5 separate regions of the Homo sapiens genome follow, and all the other regions are linked to region 3. The links are chromatin contacts, found by Hi-C or POLR2A ChIA-PET in ENCODE. All regions are on one chromosome and are shown on one strand. The core of a region is the stretch at or near the end of the contact, and the rest is flanking DNA. Distances in the headings are between cores, read along the strand shown. Region 1 holds the start of NF1 (neurofibromin 1). Region 2 holds the start of GOSR1 (golgi SNAP receptor complex member 1). Region 3 overlaps CRLF3 (cytokine receptor like factor 3). Region 4 holds the start of CPD (carboxypeptidase D). Region 5 overlaps NF1 (neurofibromin 1).

Region 1 (3,486 bases), core at 64-2,563, 290 kb before region 3:
CGCTCCAGGACCACATCCCAGCTGGCTTTGCTCTGTTGTCGGTGGCTCTGAAGCAGTTTCTCACTTTCCTTTCACCCTTCTCCCCTTTACTCCCCAACATTCTCACTCGAGAATGCATCACATCCTCAGACCGCTGGCAAAAAAAAAAGGGGGGGGGGAAGAGACTGCAATTATCAAGGAAGGGGAAGATATTTCAGAACCACGGTTTCCACTGCAAACGGCAATAAAAAAAAAAGGCAGTCTGTGTCATCAGGATATGGGGGACGACGTTGTAGGGCATCACAAAGATGTGCAGTGAGTGTGCACTTGAAGCTCTCGGGGCAGGATGAGACGATGGAGCAGAAAGTAAGAAAACCTGTGCCTTCCTTGCTTTCTTCTGCTCTTCCCCCTCCAGGAGAGGAAGCTGAAGAAACTGGGGGAGGGGCGGAATGTTATCGTTCTCCTATTGAGGGTATATAAGACAGGCCTTAGGGTTCGCTCGTCCCCAGTTAGGAGGGTCACGGAGGGAAGAGGAAGAGAGAACCCCTAAACGTTACCCACCTCTGCTCAAAAACAAAAGTAAGGGGGTAATTATTAAATCCAGATGGCGCGCCCCTAAAGGCGCCCCCAGGTCACTCATCCCCATTTCCAAGCGGAAGGGCTGGGATAAAGGGGATGGAGGGTCGGAGGCTGGTCAGGGACAAGGCCCCACCCCCCGACTTAGGAGGGAAAGGGTGCCCAAGCTCCCAGCTGTCCCCTCCTACCCCTCACCTCCCGCCTTGGCCACCCCCACTTATCCCCCCTTCCCTTCTCTTCCCTTCCCTTCCTTTCCTCCAGAGCCTGAGGCAGCCGCGGGGGAGGCGGCCGCTCCTACCTCCCCTCACCTACTCTGTCCCCACCCCCACTCCGCTCCCACCTCCCGCCCGCCACGGGCCGGTTACCTGCTCGTCGAAGCGGCTGACCACGGCCTGGACCCATTCCACCGGCCTGTGCGCGGCCATGTCCTCCCCGCGGCCGGGGGGCGGCGGAGGGAAGGGTGGGCCGGCGCCCTGGGCCGGGAAGAGGGCGGGGAGCGGAGGCTGAGGTGAGGGAAGAGGCAAGGAGAGGGTCTGTGGAGTGCAGGCTCCCAGTGTTCCCACGGGGGTGGGGATGGGGGGTCAGCGCCGAGCGGGAGGGGGAGAGGGAAAGGGGGCGTTGGCAAGGAGGCTGGGGGGAGGGGGATAGGGGAAGGGGACCCGGGGAGGGGAGGGGGCCTCTTGGTCGCTCTCCCCACTAGCGCCGTCTCCCCACAGCCATCACAGTCCGAGACGCCGCCATGACACCCCACCGGAAGTGGGATCCTTTCCACGGCCCGGGGAGAGGGAGCGCGAGCGAGCTAGAGATTGAGAGCGCGGCTGGGAAAGGGGAGGGGGAAGCGAGAGGGAAGGCGGCCTGCCGCGCATGCGCCCGCGCCGGCCGGTTTCATTAATGAAAAAGCGAGTCCTCCTGGAGGTGACGTCATCTAACTCCTCTGGGCCGTCTGGCGAGCGTCCCTCACCGCCGTGGGGCTCACCTAGACTGGCGCTGGGCTCAGCTGGCGAGTGCCAGAGCTGACCCGGGAGCATCCACTCCCATCCCCACCGCCCCCTACAGCTGTCCCCTCCCCCGCCGGCCTCCGGGTTTGGATTGCTCCCGGAGTTGGAAGTTAGGGCGCCCTGGGGCTAGCCTTTCTCCCAGCGCGCGGATCTCTGCCGCTAATCTCCTGGGGAGGCTGTGCTCTCAGCTTAAGCTCTCAGAAAAAATAAGGTACACGACCTCCGATTTTCAGGTTCTTCGTAGCTTGGTAGACTGCTGAGAAACAAAAAAGGAAGGCCAAAGAGAGATTCCGTGATTTTTTTTTTTTAGAGGTCGCTTAAATCCCAATGCTAGACCCGGTGGCAATCAAGGTCTAGCCACCAGGTCTAGCATTGGGATTTAAGCCCAGCTTTCCTCTGCAAAACTCATAGCCATCCAAGTTAATATAACTATTGCACAGTTGATGAGAGATTCAAGTTTCACCACCCTCAAAACACCTTTAAGGCCTTGCATTCATTATTAATTCAATATATTCATCGTCTTATTTAAATCCTTGAACAAACCTTTTCAATACATATCATTAACTTCATGAACTGATGAATACGTCACGTCCCCACCCCCGTGGGAACGCTGGGAGCCTGCACTCCTCCCTCAGACCTTTGATTTGCCCAAGGTCTGAGTTGACAGGTGGCAAAGTCAGGATGTAAACCAACGTGGTTTAACTCCTAGAACAATAGAGGTAGACTATGGGTCTCCTAAAACAAAGTCCTTCCCTATACCTCCAATACCAGAGTTGAAAGGATTTCATGTGTAATTGGGTTGTGCCAGTTTTCCAGGAAGAGGATTACATCCAAAACAACGGATAATCTATGTCTGACATTGGACTTTGGAATGACTAATTTTTTTTTTTTTTTTTTAAGACAGAGTCTCACCCTGTCACCCAGGCTGGAGTGCAGAGGCGCGATCTCGGCTCACTGCAACCTCCGCCTCCCGGTTGAAGTGATTCTTCTGCCTCAGCCTCCCGAGTAGCTGGGACTACAGGCATGCGCCACCACAGCCGGCTAATTTTTGTATTTTTAGTAGAGACGGTGTTTCACCATATTGGCCAGGCTGGTCTTGAACTCCTGACCTCATGATCCGCCCACCTCAGCCTCCCAAAGTACTGGGATTACAGGTGTGAGCCACCGCACCTGGCCTGGAATGAGTAATTTTAAAATTTGTCTTCCTCGATACATTTTACCTAGGCAAATGTTTTTGTTTTTCAGAGACAAGGTCTGACTCTGTGCAGTGGAGTGCAGTGGCTCAATCATAGCTCACTCCAGCCTCAGACTCCTGGGCCGAAGTGATCCTCCCACCTCAAGCTCCTGAATAGCTGGGACTACAGGTGAGTGTCACCCTGCTTTGGCTAATTTTTTTTTTTTTTTTTTTTTTGGTAGAGACACAGTCTTGCTATGTTGCCCAGGCTGGTCTGGAACTCCTGGCCTCAAGTGATCCCCCTGCCTTGGCCTCCCAAAGTGCTGGGATGACAGGGGTGAGCTACCACACAGGCCCCTAGGCCAATGTTAAAATGAATTTACACATTCCAAGCACGCGCTAATCAGCCAGTTAAGCCACACAGACACTGGGTGATAAGGGAGAACAAAACTAGAATTTTAATTTTCCTACAGAAAAGCCACAAAGCCAGTAGCCCACATACAGAGAGATATATCCTTGAGAAAAGTTTCCAATCTCTAGGTTGGTGGTTGTCCAAAATACATATTAAATTAATGTTTTATTCCACTAGAACAGACAGACAGTTTGGACATGTCTTTTGTCCCTTCTTCTTTAAGGATGCAATGCAGATACTAATTTCTTTTAGATGATGTCAGAATGATGACTATGCTGGAAAGAAATGGATGAATATTAAATGAATGTCTATCTATGTTTCTCCCAAGTAGGACCCCTGAAAAAGCA
Region 2 (3,647 bases), core at 156-2,655, 330 kb after region 3:
GAGGCAGAGGCGGGCGGATCACGAGGTCAGGAGATCAAGAACATCCTGGCCAACATGGTGAAACCCCGTCTCTACTAAAAATACAAAAATTAGCCAGGCGTGGTGGCATGCATCTGTAGTCCCAGCTACTAAGGAGGCTGAGACAGGAGAATCGCTTGAACGCAGGAGGCGGAGGCTGCAGTGAGCCGAGATCGATAGCGCCACCGCACTCCAGCCTGGGCGACATAGCGAGTCTCCAAAAAAAAAAAAAAAAAAGTTTTCTAGCTGGTACACACATTTCAAATGGGCATTGTAATACATGTTTTAAACTATAAGCACGCTTTTCTGTGATTGGAATAATTGTCTTCTCTAGTAGGAAACATAAGTAAAAGCATTTTGAAAGTATGATAGGCAAATCTGGATAAATTTAGAATTGAGTTTCTTAGACCAAGGGGCTGATAGTGACAATACTGTGGTTTCTAGAGGCTTCAGTGTATAGCAATAAAAACAGGTCAAAGGAATTTGGAAAGTAGTTTCTATGCGGCTGTAAAGCAAAGAGACAGTTGGGAGAAAAAGGTGAGCTTTCTCTGCTCTTGTTGATCATCATAATCCACGAATGAGTTTTATGTAAGCTCACTTTATCCGACTATAGTTTCAGGAATTAAACAAATGCATTTGTCAAATCACAGGAAGGTTTTTTTGGTGGGAGAAGTATAGCAAATGTAACTGCAATTCACACAGGTTCTCTCAACTTTTTCAATAAAACCGATTCTAGACTCTAGAGCAGAAGGGTAAGTTATTTTCTCCTCCTTCAAACACCCAGTCCTGGAAGTCCCCAACCTGTAGTTGTCATGGAGACCCAATAAGAGACATTCTGTCTCCTATTCTCTTCATACTTCCTCCGACGGACCGGAATGCAAGTTCCTCCTTCTCTTTTCCCACTCAGTTTTCCAATAGTGACCTCAGCTCCAATGCGCTGACTCCTCCAGTCTCCGGGGCTCTGGATCTTCTCCCTCAACATTCGTTTCCTCTCAGAGTTCGTACCCCAAGCCCCTTCGTCCGAGTTCCATTACTCCCTCAACACAATTCTACCCAGGCGATTGAGAGCCCTCTTCCTCTACATCCCCGCTCTGTCCACTCTGCCCAACCCCTGCCCCACGTCCCGCTCACACGCCCCGGCCAGGCCAGACCCCTACCCCAGACCGTTCGGTATCCCCAAGGCCCCGGGGATCCCACTTAGGCAAGCCCCGCTGCTCAGCTCGGCCGCTCCGGGAGTCTGGTTCTTTCCTGTGCTGCTTCTCCCAAGATCTGTCCTCACTCAGCCCCTCTCACCCTCGTAGGACGCACCCGGAGGCCTTCTCGCCCTCACCTTCCCAGTAACTGCTGGTCCCTGCCGCCATCTTTGTCGTCCAACGTCAGCCGGGATAGGGGAGCAGAGGCGATGCAGGCCGGAAAGTCACCATGGTGCGTGTTTCCGCCTTGAGAGCCAGGGCCGACGGGATGCGAGCCTCCGCGGACACTGCCACCTGCTGATCAATTCGTTATCTTACAGCTTTTAAGTAGCGAGAGAGAAAAAACTTCGGCTTTAGCTCCTGTCTTTCATTCCCGCTTTCTGCGCCCCAAACCATCATCATCTCCCTCATCTCGGCTTATCCTTTCTCTCAGCAGGTGCCTACTTGACTGGGAGGAGAATCATCCTCAGGCAACTCCCTCAATTTCCCTCACCTTGTCTCTAATTTGTATCTTCAGCCAATTTCTTCCTTTCTCAGACATAGAGACCCTTTCTTCCCAGAGCCATTTCCTTCATCCTACCTCCCCGCCTGTGCTCCATCATCCACGTTCTTTGGCGTATGCGCTCTTCTCCACTGGCTGCTTTCCTTGTCTACAGCAGTTCTAGTCCCAGCCCTCTTTGTCCTTGTCAGCCGCCACATCTAGAAAGAGTGAGCTAACTGCTTCTACATGCTCTCGGCCTGAGCCCTCAACCTGATAAAATCTGCTGTCCAAACCCACACTTTATAGATACATAAATTATCACAGTCTACCGGTGCTGACTTAATTCTAGTGAAGTGTAGAAACCTTAATTCCTGTAAAGTTCTTTCCCCCACTCATTTATAATATAGTTGTTTTTAAGTATTTCCTCTGCATTCATTGAGGAGAACCACATCAGTGTTACAATATTTGCTTCAAGGGTCAGGCATAAGTTAGAGAATTCAAGAGAAGAGGAAAGCTTACTTGATTTATGCATATTTTACTCTTCTTCGTTCCTAGTGTCCCAAGATTCCTTTTTCTAATCGTTTCCTTTCTGTTTCAAGAATTTCCCTCAGCCATTTTTTTTTTAAAGAGTAGATCAGCTGGTGACAAATTCTATTAGTTTTTCTTCATCTGAGAATGTCTTGATTTCCCTTCATTCTTGGGGGATCGGATATTGTTGCCAGATATACAATCTGAAGTTGACAATTTCTTTCTTCAGCACTTGAAAAATGTGCCAATTCCTTCTGGCCTCCATAGTTTCAGATAAGAAATTGACTAAAATTGGAATTGTTTTTCCACTGTAGCTAAAATACATTTTCTCTCTCACTGCTTTCAAGAACTGTTCTTTAGTTTTCAGAAGTTATGATGTGCCTTGGTGTAGATTTCTTTGGATTTATCCTGTTTGGGATATCCTCAGCTTCTTGATTCTGACATTTATGTCTTCTGCCAAATTTGGGGGATTCTCAACCATTGTTTCTTCCAATACTTTTTCTGTCTCATACTGTTTCTCTTCTTTTTCTGGGAGTCTGATGACGTGAATGCTAGATCTTGTGTTAATGTCCCACATAGCTCTGAAGTTATGCTAATTTTTTTTCAGTCTATTTTCCATCATTCGGATTTGGTACTATCTACTATTCTGTCTTCAGATTTGCTGACAGAAAGTATGTCTTTCCTCTGTTCCCTCCATTCTGCTGTTGAGCCTATTCGTTGAGTTCATGTCAATTATTGCATTTTTCGTATCTAAAACTTCTGTTCAGTTCCTCATTATATCTTCTGTTTCTTTGCTGAGACTCGTTTTATCATTTGTTCTAAGTTTGTTTGTAATTGCTCACTAAAGTATTTTTATTAGAGCTGCTTTAAAGTCCTCATCAGATAATTCCAACATCTGTGTCATCTTGATGTTGGGGTCTGTTGTCTTTTTTTCACTCAAGTCGAAGTTCTCTGGGCTATTGGAATGACAATTTTTATAAATTGTATCCTGATGTTTCAGGTATTTGTTATGAGATTCTGATCTTATTTATGTCTTCTGTTTAAGCAGACTTCCTCTGACACTATGCTGCTGGGGGACATAGGGAAATGCTTGCTACTTCCAGGTGGCAGTGGAAGTTCAGGCTCTCCCTTGGCCTTCACTGATTCCCCAGGGAGGGGGTGCCTTGTTACTGCTCCGCATGTGGTCCCCACTGCCACCATGGCAGGGAGCCTCATTGCTGCTGTGCAATGGACGAGAAGTCCAAGTGGGGGATGGGTGGAGTGCTTCATTAGAGCCAGGTGAGTGTGGAAGCCTAGCCTCCTCACTCAGCCTTTGATGGCAAGGAGTGAAGATGGGCCTCAGTTTTTTCTGTGGCATTTGTCCAGAGTGGTGAAATTATTGTCCAAAAGTATTCTGTCTTGTTAGGATACCTGTTTCCTCATCCCTT
Region 3 (3,852 bases), core at 1,261-3,760:
TCCCAAAGTGCTGGGATTACAGGCATGAGCCGCTGTACCCGGCTGTCTTTTATTTTTGATAAATATGTTTTTCTGTTTTTTTTTGTGGTGTTTTTTGTTTGTTTGTTTGTTCGAGACAGAGTATTGCTCTCTCACCTGGGCTGGAGTACAGTGGCGTGATCTCGGCTCACTGCAACCTCCACCTCCTGAGCTCAAATGATTCTCCTGCCTCAGCCTCCGAGTAGCTGGGATTACGGGCAGGCACCACCAAACCCAGCTAATTTTTGTGTTTTTAGCAGCGACAGGGTTTCACCATGTTGCCCAGGCTGGTCTCAAACTCCTGAGCTCAGGCAATCCACCTGCCTCAGCCTCCCAAAATCCTAGGATTACAGGCGTAAGCCACTGTACCTGGCCAGTTTTTAATCAGTATGTTCTTGTTAGCAAATAGTTTTGTGTTTTATATATGTGGTTTTCTTTTTTGTTTGTTTGGTTATTTTTGAGGCAGGGTCTCACTTTGTCACCCAGGCTGGAGGGCAGTGGTGCAAAAACCACCCACTGAAGCCTCAACCTCTCAGGCTCAAGTGTTCCTGTCACTTTAGCCTCCCAAGCAGCTGGGACTACAAGCCATGCCACCACACACAGCTGATTTTTTGTATTTTTTACTAGAGACAGAGTTTTGCCATGTTGCCCAGGCTGGTCTTGAACTCCTGGACACAAGTGATCCGTCCTTCAAAAGTGCCGGGATTATAGGCATGAGCCACCGCACCTGGCCTCTACATATGTCTTTTTAGTAACTAAACTCTGGAGGAAAATATATCAGTCACTGTTGTTTTGGAGGGTTGTGAAGGAAATACTCCCTAAGCTTTTGGGTGGCTTAGTATTGAAATACAAACTTGATGAATTTTTGGCATTTTGTGAGCTCTTAATCATGTTAAAATTTTAAAACAGTTGCTTTGGGGTTATATTCAGCTGTAGTGGAAACTTTGTAAGTTTTGTTTTTTATTATTTATTTATTATTTTTTTTTGAGGTGGAGTCTTGCTCTATTGCCCAGGCTGGAGTGCGATGGCACTATCTTAGCTCACTGCAACCTCCGCTTCCCGGGTTCAAGTGATTCTCCTGCCTCAGCCCAGTAGCTGGGACTACAGGCGTGCACCACTACGCTTGGGTAATTTTTGCATTTTTAGTAGAGACGGGGTTTCACCATGTTGGCCAGGCTGGTCTCGAACTCCTGACCACCTGATCTTGTGATCCACCTGCCTGGGCCTCCCAAAGTGCTGGGATTACAGGCATGAGCCAATGTGCTCAGGCCAAAACTTTGTAAGTTTTAATGGTCTGTTACATTAAAGGTTTTAGTGGCAGATTATTTCAAAATATTATTGATCAACATAAACAATGTATATTACAGTTTCCTGTTTGAAATCTTGTCTGTCATTTGTATTCTTAAATCTATTTTGTTACAAATCACCACAGTTGTTTTTGCCTTGAATGACTAGGTAGCATTTGAAGCTGATTGGTTGTCCACCACACAATTCTTTACACAGGGACAGGAAATACTACGTGTTATACCAAGAAGTGTCTTTAGCCAATACATAATTTACAGATTTATCTGGGAGCTCTTTTAAAATAGTGTTCTATGGCCGAGCGCGGTGGCTCACACTTGTAATCTCAGCACTTTGAGAGGCCGAGGCAGGAGGATTGCTTGAGTCCAGGAGTTCGAGACCAGCCTGGGCCACATGATGAAAATCCGTCTCGACAAAAAATACAAAATATAGCTGGGTGTAGTGACACATGCCTGTGGTCCCAGCTACCTGGGAGGCTAAGGTGGGAGAATCACCTGAGCCCAGGAGTTCGAGGCCGCAGTGAGTTGTGATTGTACCACTGCTCTCCAGCCTGGACGACCAAGTGAGAACCTGTCTCAAAAAAAAAGTGTCCTGTAAGTACAAAACAGCATGGTGTAATGAAAGAGCATAGTCTTTGGAGTTAGACTGTTTCTGGCACTGCGAAGCCTTGGGTAAGTTGTCTTCTTTCTCTTCTTTGGTCCTCACTTTCTGAAAGTGCATTGTGAAGATTTATTGAGTTAACAGTGAACGCATGGAACCATTGGTACCACATCAAATATGAAGAAATTCACTCAGCAGTGGAGCTGCATTTTTAAATTAGTTTCATAAAGTCAAGCAAATGAACTTGATTAGTTACATGATTGGATTAAAGGTGACTAGGCTTTAAATCATGAAATATTTCAAGGAAAAGAAAATGATCCCATGGTGGTATCAAGTTTCAAATGGCAGTGGTTGGGATTCTATGAGCAAAAGGGACCAAATTTACAATGAGAGTACAGGAGGTGAATTTGGAAATTGAGTCTCATTTTTTTAGCCCTCTGTCTGTTTTGTGTTCACTTACTTCCTTTTTTCTGAGGTTCTGAAACAAAAACAAAACGTAGGCTCTGCAACAGCTGAAGGAGCTTTTGAATTCTTTCTGAAGAGGAAATTGACTTTACCTAACCAATGCACTTCCTGTGTATGCTATATCCGCTAAAGAGCAAGACAGGACCTCAGAGGCACAGTGCTCAACTGCAGAATTTCCTCTTGGCCATTCGAAATGTATTACAGCGTTCTGACACAAGGTCTTCACTTATTCTGGTATCTGTAATATGTATACAAAGCAACTGAGGGTCCTGTTAAAAATACAGATTTGGCCGGGTGCGGTGGCTCATGCCTGTAATCCCAGCACCTTGGGAGGCTGAGGCGGGCAGATCACAAGGTCAGGAGTTCGCGACCAGCCTGGCCAAAATGGTGAAACCCCGTCTCTACTAAAAATACAAAAAAATTAGCTGGGCTTGGTGGCGCATGCCTGTAATCCCAGCTACTAGGGGGGCTGAGGCAGGAGAACTGCTTGAACCTGGGAGGCGGAGGTTGCAGTGAGCCGAGTTGGCGCCACTGCACTCCAGCCTGGGCGACAGAGCAAGACTCAAAAAAAAAATATATATATATACAGGTTTGGCTGGGCGCGTTGGCTCACGCCTGTAATTCCAGCACTTTGGGAGGCTGAGGCAGAAGGATCACCTGAGGTCAGGAGTTCGAGACCAGCCTGACCAATATGATGAAACCCCATCTCTACTAAAAATACAAAAATTAGCCAGGCATGGTGGCATGCGCCTGTAATCCCAGCTACTCAGGAGGCTGAGACAGGAGAATCACTTGAACCCGGGAGGTGGAGGTTGCAGTGAGCCAAGATTGCTCCATTGCACTGCAGCCTGGGTAACAAGAGCAAAACTCCATCTCCAAAAAAAAAAAAAAAAAAAAAAAAAATATAGGTTCTAGGGGAGGAGGAGGAAAGAAAAAAAATTCATGTTCTGATTTAGCAGTTCTGGGTGGGGCCTGAGATTCTGAATTTCTAACAGTATCCCAGGGGTTGTGTTAAAATCATAAGGTATTCTCTCTTTGGTTCTTTTAGAAAGTTCTTTGAAACACACATGATTAACTGCGTTTTCACTCAACAGCATTTGTTTACCAGATGCTATGTAGATGAGGGCCCAGTTTGCAAAGATCTCATAGTTGAATGGTGAGCTGAATCAAGTGCAATTTGGGTTTATGGCCTTTCTTTCTTTTTAAAATTTTTACTTGGATTTATTTCACAGAAATTCTTTGGTAAATACAGAAATTAGTTAACAATTAATTTAGGATTTCTCTTTGTGATTTAAAGAATTATTTTACTAACTGCATAAATATTATTATAACTGCGTTAATGTCAAATGGAGAGAAAAGGGCTGGATGAGGTGGCTCACGCCTTATCCCAGCACTTTGGGAGGCTAAGGTGGGTGGATCACCGGAGATCAGGAGTTCAAGACCAGCTTGGCGAAACTTTGTCTCTAC
Region 4 (3,957 bases), core at 1,241-3,740, 430 kb after region 3:
AAAGCTTATTTTCATATTTGGTCACAGCACAACTAATACTGAAAAGAAAAATCCAGGCACAGAATTTACATCCCTGCAAGGATCACAGCATTTTAAAGGTGCAAGGACAGAGCATTTTAAACATTTAAGCAATGCAAACGGTGCATTTGTTGTATCATCTCCAAAAAGCCCTGGCCATCACAGCTCTGTCAATAAGTGTATGTCAAAGTCATATTTCTTACGCAGATGTTCAGAGGTGATGACACGATCGTATTTAAAAGAAAAAAAAATCCTCCCAGAAAGTCTATGTGAAATTATATATCTACAAGAGAGCTTATCAAGAGGAGTAAAGTAAAAGATAGAAGACGAAAAGACTCAGGAACTGTCCTAACACTCAAGAATTTTCTAGATCTTCTATATATGACTGAAATCTTGTAGAAGAAATGATTCCAAGTCCCGCAGGGAAACTTCTTTATCTTAGCAGTCCCTCAGAAATCTTCTTTTAATCCAGATGGAATGATCAGTTATTGCTTCAAAAGCCTTATGAAGATACAAAAATGGGGAAAAGCTGATGCTAGAAAAGGGGAAGAGATGCCTGCTCACTTCAGACACTATGCCATCTGGAGTGAGTTCCCTCTTATTTTATTCCTCTCCTTTTTGCTGAAAATCCTGCCCATCTCTGGAGATAGCTCAAGCTCTACCTCTTCCACAGAGATGGTCCGTGTTATTGCAGCCCACACACATCTTGCCAGTGGGAACAATTCCTGTAAAGTTTAACTGGGTACACCAACATACCTCATAAATATTTATAACATTCTCTTGTTTTATACTAATTTCTTGAGGTCCTCCTTCTTCTACTTTGTAATTTTTTAAACCTCATGCAATGCTTAATAACACTTAAAGTGTGTATTAGAAGTGTGACCATTAGCCATTCTGCCCAGGCTAATAAGGTGCACAAATGACATCACAAACCCTTCAGAGTCTAAAATGAAGCGGCTCACAGATCTGTGCAAGTTCTCCAGCTAAGTCCATATCTTCTTAAGCTGAGTCAGAGGTAAAAATTGGAGAAAAATCAGCTTCTGTCAAATAGGCAAGGGGAAGATCCTGGGAATATCATCTGCCATTTTTGGGCTCCAGTGTCCCTCCGTGGCTAAGAGGACTATCGGGAATCAGATTGCCTAATTCTAAGTCCCAGCCACACTCCTATGTAAATCAGTTAACCAATCTGACCCTCAATTTCCCCGTATGCAAAACTGATGGTGTCTATGACATCAGGTTGTGGCCAAAATAAAGTGAGATACTGCAGTCACAGAAAAAATTAGCACAGCGCCTATAACATTAGGCACTTTTGATATAAGATAACAACATTGACAGCTTATCTATAAAATGTGTGAGCTGACCTAGGTTATCCTTAAGATCTCTTCTCGCTCATATTCTATGCCCCTGTAAGAATAGGGACCAGAAATGTCAGAAAGGAGTGTCCCCTCCAGCCATCCCTTGAACAAATGACAGCCTCTAGGAGGCAATTCTTTGATGATTAGCAGGACGGGAGGCTACGCGGCCTGGGCCCTGTCCCCGTTACAGGGTGTCTCCCTTCACCTTCACCACCGCCACCCCTTATGCCAGCATTGTCTGAGCGCCTACTGGGTGCCGGAACCAGCCTCGGCCCTTGGAGGCTCACACGGACGGGGAGGGGGCAGGCAACACTCACTTGTTCCTGCGGATCCACTCGATGAGGGCGCGCACCTCGGGCACCTCGTCCAGGGCGGGGGGTTCGCCGGTGCTAAACTGGTCGGGAAAGCTTCGGTTGAGGTCGCGGCCGCGACTATTGTCGCGGCCGCTGGCCCCGGACGGGCCGCCGTCGCCGAAGCCACAGTCGCCCTCGCGGGCACGCTCGAAGCCATCGGGGTTGAGGCTGGGCAGCAGGTACACGTCGGTGGTGTTGAGCAGGCGGACCAGGCGCGGGTCCCCGCGGCGGTAGCCGGCCGCCAGCTCGCGGGCCAAGTAGATCAACACCTGGCGCGACACGGTCTCGTCGCCATGCATGTTGCCCACCAGCTTCACCTGGGGCCGGCCGGGCAGCAGCGGCCCCGCAGCGTCGGGCCCGGCAGCGTCAGGCCCCGCGTCGCCCTCAGGGATTAGCGACCCCAGGCCGGCGGTGAGGCGAAGCACCCACAGCGGCCGGCCTTCCACCGAGCGGCCGATGCTAAAGAGGCGGGCCAGGCCGGGGAGGCCCGCGGCCGCCGCCTCCCTCAGCGCCGACTCCAACTCCTCTTCGTGGTAGTAGCGGTCGAACTGGCCCTCGGCCGCCTCGGCGCCCGCGCTCGTAGTTGTGGTAGTCGCCTCCGCCTTCTTGATGTGAGCCGCCCGGGCCGAGCTCCCCAGCAGCAGCAGGCACATGAGCAACAGGAGCCGCCCTAGCCGCCAAGGCGGCCGCTCGTCCCGGCCGCTCGCCATCTTCCAGCAGCGCCGCTAACCCCGGCTCCGCTCCCGCGGCTCAGCGCTCCGGGCGGCGGGGGCCCGCCGGATCCCCTCCTCGCCTAGCAACCCCATCCCGCCCTCTGGCCGCAGCCAATCGCGGACGGGCCTGGTGGAGCGTCACCACCAGGGGGCGGGGCTTCCCTTAAAGCAGCCGATTCCCTCTGGGCGGGCCTGCCCTCCTCCCGTCCGGGACGAGTTTGGTCACTCTCTTCCTTCGCCAAGGTTCTTCTTCTCTTCTCCTCCTCCTTGTTTCGTCTTCTGCGTGTGCTCCGCTTCTCGCTTAGTCTCTTCTTTATGGCTTCTCCCCTAAATTATCACCCATTTTTCTCTGAGAACTCCTGCTAGTTCTCTTCCCATCTTTGTTGCTGCCTTTCTCAGCTGCGCTTTAATGCTTAGAACCGAGAATGGAAAGAATCAAAAGGTTCGAAAGAATCATAAGACTAGAAAAAATCAATAGGTTCGAAAGAATCTTCGTTCGGACACTCAAAGCCTTAGCCCAGTCTCCTAGGCGCCTTGTCTCCGCATCCACCCCGCCTCCGCTGGAGCCCCGCTGTCCGCGTGCGGTTGCACGGGACGCCTCGTGGGGAGGAAGGCTCGCACCTCACTAGGCGGTGCATTCATTTTTAGAGTTGCTTTCTGGAAAGGTGTCTCTTTTATGCCTAGCGGAAATGTGCTACGTAGTAGGCTCCCTTTGTGTTAATGTTGTCTATTTCTTAGGCGTCACCCCACGTTGTTTTACTGCAAATAGGTCCCTGTGTGTGCTGGCCTCGACCCTCATTAGGCAGATTTCATTTCACAGCTCACCGGCCCACTTCTCCCACCTCATCGGAGCAAGTTGTATATTTAACTGTGCCCTGGAATGACATATTTTAAAACAGCAGGTTTGACATTTCTGGAAACACTTGCTTGGCATTCCTGAACTCCTCAGTGTCAGCCAAAGATGGCAATTACAGCGTTTCATCAAGTCTAGAGAAGAGGTCTTTTAAATCACCTTTTATAGGCTTTAGTTTCTTTAGCTTGAAGAAACCCAAAACTATCCCTTAATCGAATGCGAAATTCTACCCATCTAACAACATAATCGCAATAACCGGCATTACCTTCTTTCAGAGCCAGCTATTTCAGGGCCCCTTCCCTGAACTATGACTGAACCCTACTTTAATAGAGTTCATTCATTCGTCAAGTATTTATTGAGCAACTTTTATGTCAAAGCTAGATGCTGGGAAACAATTCATTCTTCTGCCCAGTCAAGAGATTCAGTGTAGTTTGTGATAAATGCTACAACAGAGGGGGTACAGGTGAGGGAAATATCTGAACTTGAGGAGGAGGAAAGGAGGAGAGAAACCATGGAGGATGGGAAGGATCCCAGGCAGGAGGAGAAGCAAGCAAAGAAAGCCGCAGGATTTGAGAACAAATGCCTTGTGTTCTGGGAATTGCATGCAGGGTCAGGATTACTGGTGTGAAGGGGCTCACAGGCCAGTCTTCAGGGAGCACATTTGA
Region 5 (3,993 bases), core at 250-2,749, 500 kb before region 3:
ATGCCTATAATTCCAGCACTTTGGGAGGCCAAGGTGGGTGGGTCACTTGAGTCCAGGAGTTCAAGGCAAGTCTGGGTGACATGGTGAAACCCCATGTCTACAAAAAATACAAAAATTAGTTGGGCGTGGTGTAGTGCACCTGCAGTTTCTAACTTCTTTAGGGAAGCTGAGGTGTGAGGAGGATCGCTTGAGCCCAGGAGGCAGAGGCTGCAGTGAGCTGAGATTGCACCACTGCACTGCAACCCGGGTGACAGAGTGAGACCCTGTCTCCAAACGGAAAAAAAAAAAAAAAAAGAACATGTCTTATACACGGGGACTCCTGCTTCACTGTAACTGTCTTTAAAATGTTTAAATTTATGTTTTTCTTTTTAAAATATTCTAAATATTCAGCAAAGAAAAAGAACCAAAATCACAGATTTAAACCTCAAAGTGCCAGCCTATAATAATGAGTAAAAACCGGCATATGAGGGCTGACAAATTTGCTTGAGCAGCAGACTAAGGGATTTCTGGAAAACTCTATATAAAACGTACACGGGTACATGGGTTCTTTGGAATAATTGCTAGGTATGCTTCTGGATAGTGTCAGGGAAAAAAAAAGGGAGAGGATGGTAAGGATACTCACAGCAGACAGGAGAGCCTGAAATGAAAGGTAAATGAATTTGAAAGGATGGTTCCTTCTGGTCCTCCATTTTAGAAAGCAAGCTCCTCTTTACTGTCTCCCTGCACTCACAAACACAGGCCAGCCACAACAGAGCAGCATTTTGCCGTTGCTTCTTTCATCTACTTCAATCATCTCCCCCCACCCCCAACTTCATTTTGCCTACTTCAATCATCTACACTGCCTTCTTGCTAATTATATAACCACTGCTTTTTTTTTCACCTGTTTATTAACTTTTCTTCTTTTCTGTATCTTCTCTAGTCAATTGACCTTCCTCTTTTCTGTTCGCTGCTTCCTAGAGTTTTTGTTTTTTCTCTTTTGTGTTATTTTGTATTTCTTTGCATTGCCTTTTATATTATTCTAAATCTCCTTTTTATTCCCCTGCCCAATATTGTTCTTTACCTACAGAAACAATGTTGGTACTTCAGGTACACACCACTTACATATTTTAAAATGTGTATGCTAAATAACCTTCCACACTGGTAGTAACGCTGGCCTCATTACCGCTGGGAAAAAAGTCAGTTTTTTCCACTACCATATTCCCTATTTATTCCTCTTTTAAATCTTTCTTCTCCTTCTCTGGACTACACTGAATTGCCATCATAGAATTCTAATACAGTTTCTAGTACTCTGATGTGGCAGATCCTAGGAGGATAAAAAGCTAACTGAAGAGTGGTAGAAAGTGTTAGGATAGGCAAAAAATGGAATTTGGTTTTAATATTGCCATAACCGTTAACTGACAAGTGAAAATCTCATACATGGAGGGTTCCACCAGCTTACTACTGACAGTAGAGGATAGGAGCCTATCAAAATTGATCTTACAAACTAACCTGGGTTTAAAATTATGTTCCTGTTTGGGCCCTGTCCTTCTCTAATGCCTTTTTCAGCTAACTGAAAAGAGGAACCGTATGGTTTCCTTATTTTAAGCAAAGTCACAAAAGAGGAAACATTTTTGGCTAAAGACAATTCATGGCTTATATTTTCTGATGCTTTGCATAGCATTAAAACAGATTTTTAAAATGAAGTTCTGAAGAGAATAACATTTTCTAAAGAAGTCCCCCCGCCTTTTTTTGTAATCTATAAGAATAATGGGTAGGAACTGCATGGATGATGACCATCCAGAGATTATTCAAATCCCTATATCTATGCCAAAAGTGTTCAAATTTTCCCTTTTAAATCTTTTGCAAAATGGATAAAAAGCAGAATTTATTAACTCAGATTTCACTGCCTCTGCTTATTTTCTGGTAGAAGTACTAGTAAAAAGCAAAAACTAAAATGGAAAGGAATCAAGAAGCCCAATACAGGTTAAATGTTTACTGTGCTCCTAATATATAAGGCATTAACTACAAAGAAATCAAAATATAAAAACATGAGGCAATAAAGGGTAGCAGAAAGAATGTATGCTTTGGAATCAGGTGGCCCTGGGTACAAACTCCCAATCTGTCACTTCGAGTGGTATAACATCAGGCAAACTGCTTAACTCATTTGACACTGTCTCTTTATCTGTAAATAAGGGATCCCTTTACCTTCCTTATAAAGTCATTTGAAGGTTCTGTGAAATAAAGTATGCAAAACTGGGATAGTACAACACATAATATGCTCTAGATAAGTATTTTTCTTTCTCCTTTCTGCCTTCTTCAAGGTTCTTTATAATCTTGTTCAAGGAAGTAGGTATAGGAAAATGTGAAAAGTAAACACAATTACTTAAGAGAATAGAAGTGTGAGTGAGATACATACATGAATTATGTAAGGAACCATAAAAACAATAAATGAGAGCTAGGGGGAATTCAGTAAATGACTGATCTGTTTGGGCTGTAGTCAGTCACAGAGAACTTGGGTTAAGAAGGGGAATTTAAACTGAGGTCTGAAAGATGAGGACAGATTCAGATATGCAGCCAGAAAGGGGAAGAGGCTAGGTCTGGAAGAAAAATAAAAAAAAAAGAACACCCTTGAGAAGGGTAAAAAACAGCATAGAAGTGTCTGTTTAGCAGGGAAAAATCGTGTGTTTAGAAAGTATGCAAGGTGGGAAAGGGATGCATTTGGCTGGATAAGAAGTTTCAGTCATGATACGTGAATCTGGACTGGTTAACTCAAGCCAGAAGGAAGAAAACTCAATTTAGAAGTTTTATCTTAACAGGCCAGGCGTGGTGGCTCATGCCTGTAATCCCAGCATTTTGGGAGGCTGAGGCGGACAGATCACTTGAGGTCAGGAGTTCGAGACCGGTCTGGACAACATGGTGAAACCCTGTCTCTACTAAAAATACAAAAATTAGCCAGGTGTGGTAGTGTATGCCTACTGTAGTCCCAGCTACTCGGGAGGATGAGGCACAAGAATCGCTTGAACCCAGGATGTAGAGGTTGCAGCGAGACAAGATCATGCCACTGCACTCCAGCCTGGGTGACAGAACGACTCTGTCTCCAAAAAAAAAAAGAAAAAGGAAGTTTTATCTTAACAGAAATTAAACCCTCAAGCAAGGCAGTAGTAACCTGATCATGCACACTTTTAAGATTAATTCAGCAGTGTGCAGGAGAGTTCAAAGGAGAACTGTTTTAAAATTCAGGCTTGAATTATTCGTATAGGGAAAAAAATCACATATCTTTTCTTCTACTAAAACAGGGCCATTTATCATCACTGTGTACCAAGTGGTAGAGGAGTAAGCAATGATATGCTGTTTAGATATGCTGAAAAGGTAATTTGTAAAACCTTTATTGCACCTTCCAACAGAACATCAAATCTCTCTAAATATAGGCTTATGAGTCAGAAGAACTATAGTTTCTAATCATGTATACCAATATCTAACACCCTAAGATTTTCTATTCCCTAATGTTAAGAGATAACCAAATAGTTGCCATTGTGTTTGATGATGTGCAAAACAAGTATATTATACCAAAAGTTGCAAATTGTCTCAGTAGAACTCTTCACTTTAGAGGAAAGGCAATTGAGAACAGGAAAGGTTAAGCAACTAGTTCTCATGGTTAGACAGGTAGTTAGATGGGAGAAGTAGAACTGAAACTTAACTCTCCAAGTTTTAGCATCTACCACATCCCAGAAAAAGCCCTATCTGCCAAACTTTCATATGTGCCTTATTTTCCTGTGCCCACATTGTTGCTCTCCCTGGCTGGAAACTTAATTAGTTTTTATAGACTTTTAAAATTCAGTTCAAGCTTTACTTCACTGAAGCCTTTCCAGGCTAGGTTAACTTCTCTGTACATCTCCTGCATACTTTTATGAGAAAGCTTATCAAATTATTGTAATTGGGCCAGGCGTGGTGGCTCACACCTGTAATCCCAGCACTTTGGGAGGCCAAGGCAGGCAGATCACCTGAGGTCAGTTC

Evidence for each region. A loop is a pair of places that touch in the nucleus more often than their neighbours do. ChIA-PET counts read pairs that join two places held with the same protein, here RNA polymerase II (POLR2A). Pooled maps may share reads with other maps.
Region 1: a loop to region 3 is called in a pooled map, with 4 times the contacts of the local background. The contact joins the promoter of NF1 here to the enhancer-like site in region 3. A Hi-C loop is called at or near these places in 2 of 50 pooled maps. POLR2A ChIA-PET finds 5 or more read pairs at or near these places in 4 of 52 experiments (CD4-positive, alpha-beta T cell, H1, HepG2 and 1 more).
Region 2: a pooled map shows a loop between it and region 3 (4-fold over the local background). The contact joins the promoter of GOSR1 here to the enhancer-like site in region 3. A Hi-C loop is called at or near these places in 6 of 50 pooled maps. POLR2A ChIA-PET finds 5 or more read pairs at or near these places in 6 of 52 experiments (CD4-positive, alpha-beta T cell, HEK293, Panc1 and 3 more).
Region 4: a pooled map shows a loop between it and region 3 (8-fold over the local background). The contact joins the promoter of CPD here to the enhancer-like site in region 3. A Hi-C loop is called at or near these places in 1 of 37 single-sample maps with no recorded cell type and 7 of 50 pooled maps. POLR2A ChIA-PET finds 5 or more read pairs at or near these places in 1 of 52 experiments (B cell).
Region 5: a loop to region 3 is called in a map of naive thymus-derived CD4-positive, alpha-beta T cell, with 4 times the contacts of the local background. The contact joins two enhancer-like sites. A Hi-C loop is called at or near these places in 2 of 168 maps with a recorded cell type or tissue (CD8-positive, alpha-beta T cell and naive thymus-derived CD4-positive, alpha-beta T cell) and 7 of 50 pooled maps. POLR2A ChIA-PET finds 5 or more read pairs at or near these places in 6 of 52 experiments (CD4-positive, alpha-beta T cell, GM12878, OCI-LY7 and 3 more).

The regions. Positions count from the first base shown.
Region 1 is chr17:31,092,804-31,096,289 of GRCh38, reverse strand. NF1 (neurofibromin 1) reads right to left here and starts at 1,313. Exons shown (of 58, transcript NM_001042492.3): 1 at 921-1,313. The coding sequence starts at 980. MIR4733HG (MIR4733 host gene) reads left to right here and starts at 800. Exons shown (of 4, transcript NR_186435.1): 1 at 800-1,063; 2 at 2,799-2,917. It overlaps MIR4733 (microRNA 4733), which reads left to right and starts at 1,865; the gene lies at 1,865-1,940. It overlaps LOC124903974 (a long non-coding RNA gene), which reads right to left. Exons shown (of 2, transcript XR_007065704.1): 2 at 3,163-3,414. RefSeq lists silencers at 909-958, 999-1,068, cis regulatory regions at 924-1,234, 1,461-1,700, an enhancer at 1,303-1,320 and a promoter at 1,308-1,733.
Region 2 is chr17:30,475,166-30,478,812 of GRCh38, reverse strand. GOSR1 (golgi SNAP receptor complex member 1) reads right to left here and starts at 1,405. Exons shown (of 9, transcript NM_001007025.2): 1 at 1,349-1,405. The coding sequence starts at 1,379. RefSeq lists enhancers at 1,142-1,361, 1,512-1,661.
Region 3 is chr17:30,807,714-30,811,565 of GRCh38, reverse strand. All of the region lies in intron 1 of CRLF3 (cytokine receptor like factor 3), which reads left to right. Among named protein-coding and RNA genes, the nearest start is that of CRLF3, 15 kb to the left of the region's middle. Within about 2 kb of position 2,510, at least 8 of the 41 ENCODE cell types and tissues checked have a DNase peak (open chromatin) inside an H3K27ac peak, as active enhancers do; they include B cell, CD4-positive, alpha-beta T cell, CD8-positive, alpha-beta T cell and 2 more, where a contact is called at or near this core.
Region 4 is chr17:30,377,460-30,381,416 of GRCh38, reverse strand. CPD (carboxypeptidase D) reads right to left here and starts at 2,490. Exons shown (of 21, transcript NM_001304.5): 1 at 1,691-2,490. The coding sequence starts at 2,436. RefSeq lists silencers at 2,015-2,144, 2,445-2,684 and enhancers at 1,662-2,589, 2,735-2,904.
Region 5 is chr17:31,307,242-31,311,234 of GRCh38, reverse strand. All of the region lies in intron 36 of NF1 (neurofibromin 1), which reads right to left. The region is part of intron 1 of EVI2B (ecotropic viral integration site 2B); the gene reads left to right. Among named protein-coding and RNA genes, the nearest start is that of EVI2B, 4.8 kb to the left of the region's middle. RefSeq lists an enhancer at 1-33. Within about 2 kb of position 1,499, at least 7 of the 41 ENCODE cell types and tissues checked have a DNase peak (open chromatin) inside an H3K27ac peak, as active enhancers do; they include CD4-positive, alpha-beta T cell, CD8-positive, alpha-beta T cell, GM12878 and 1 more, where a contact is called at or near this core.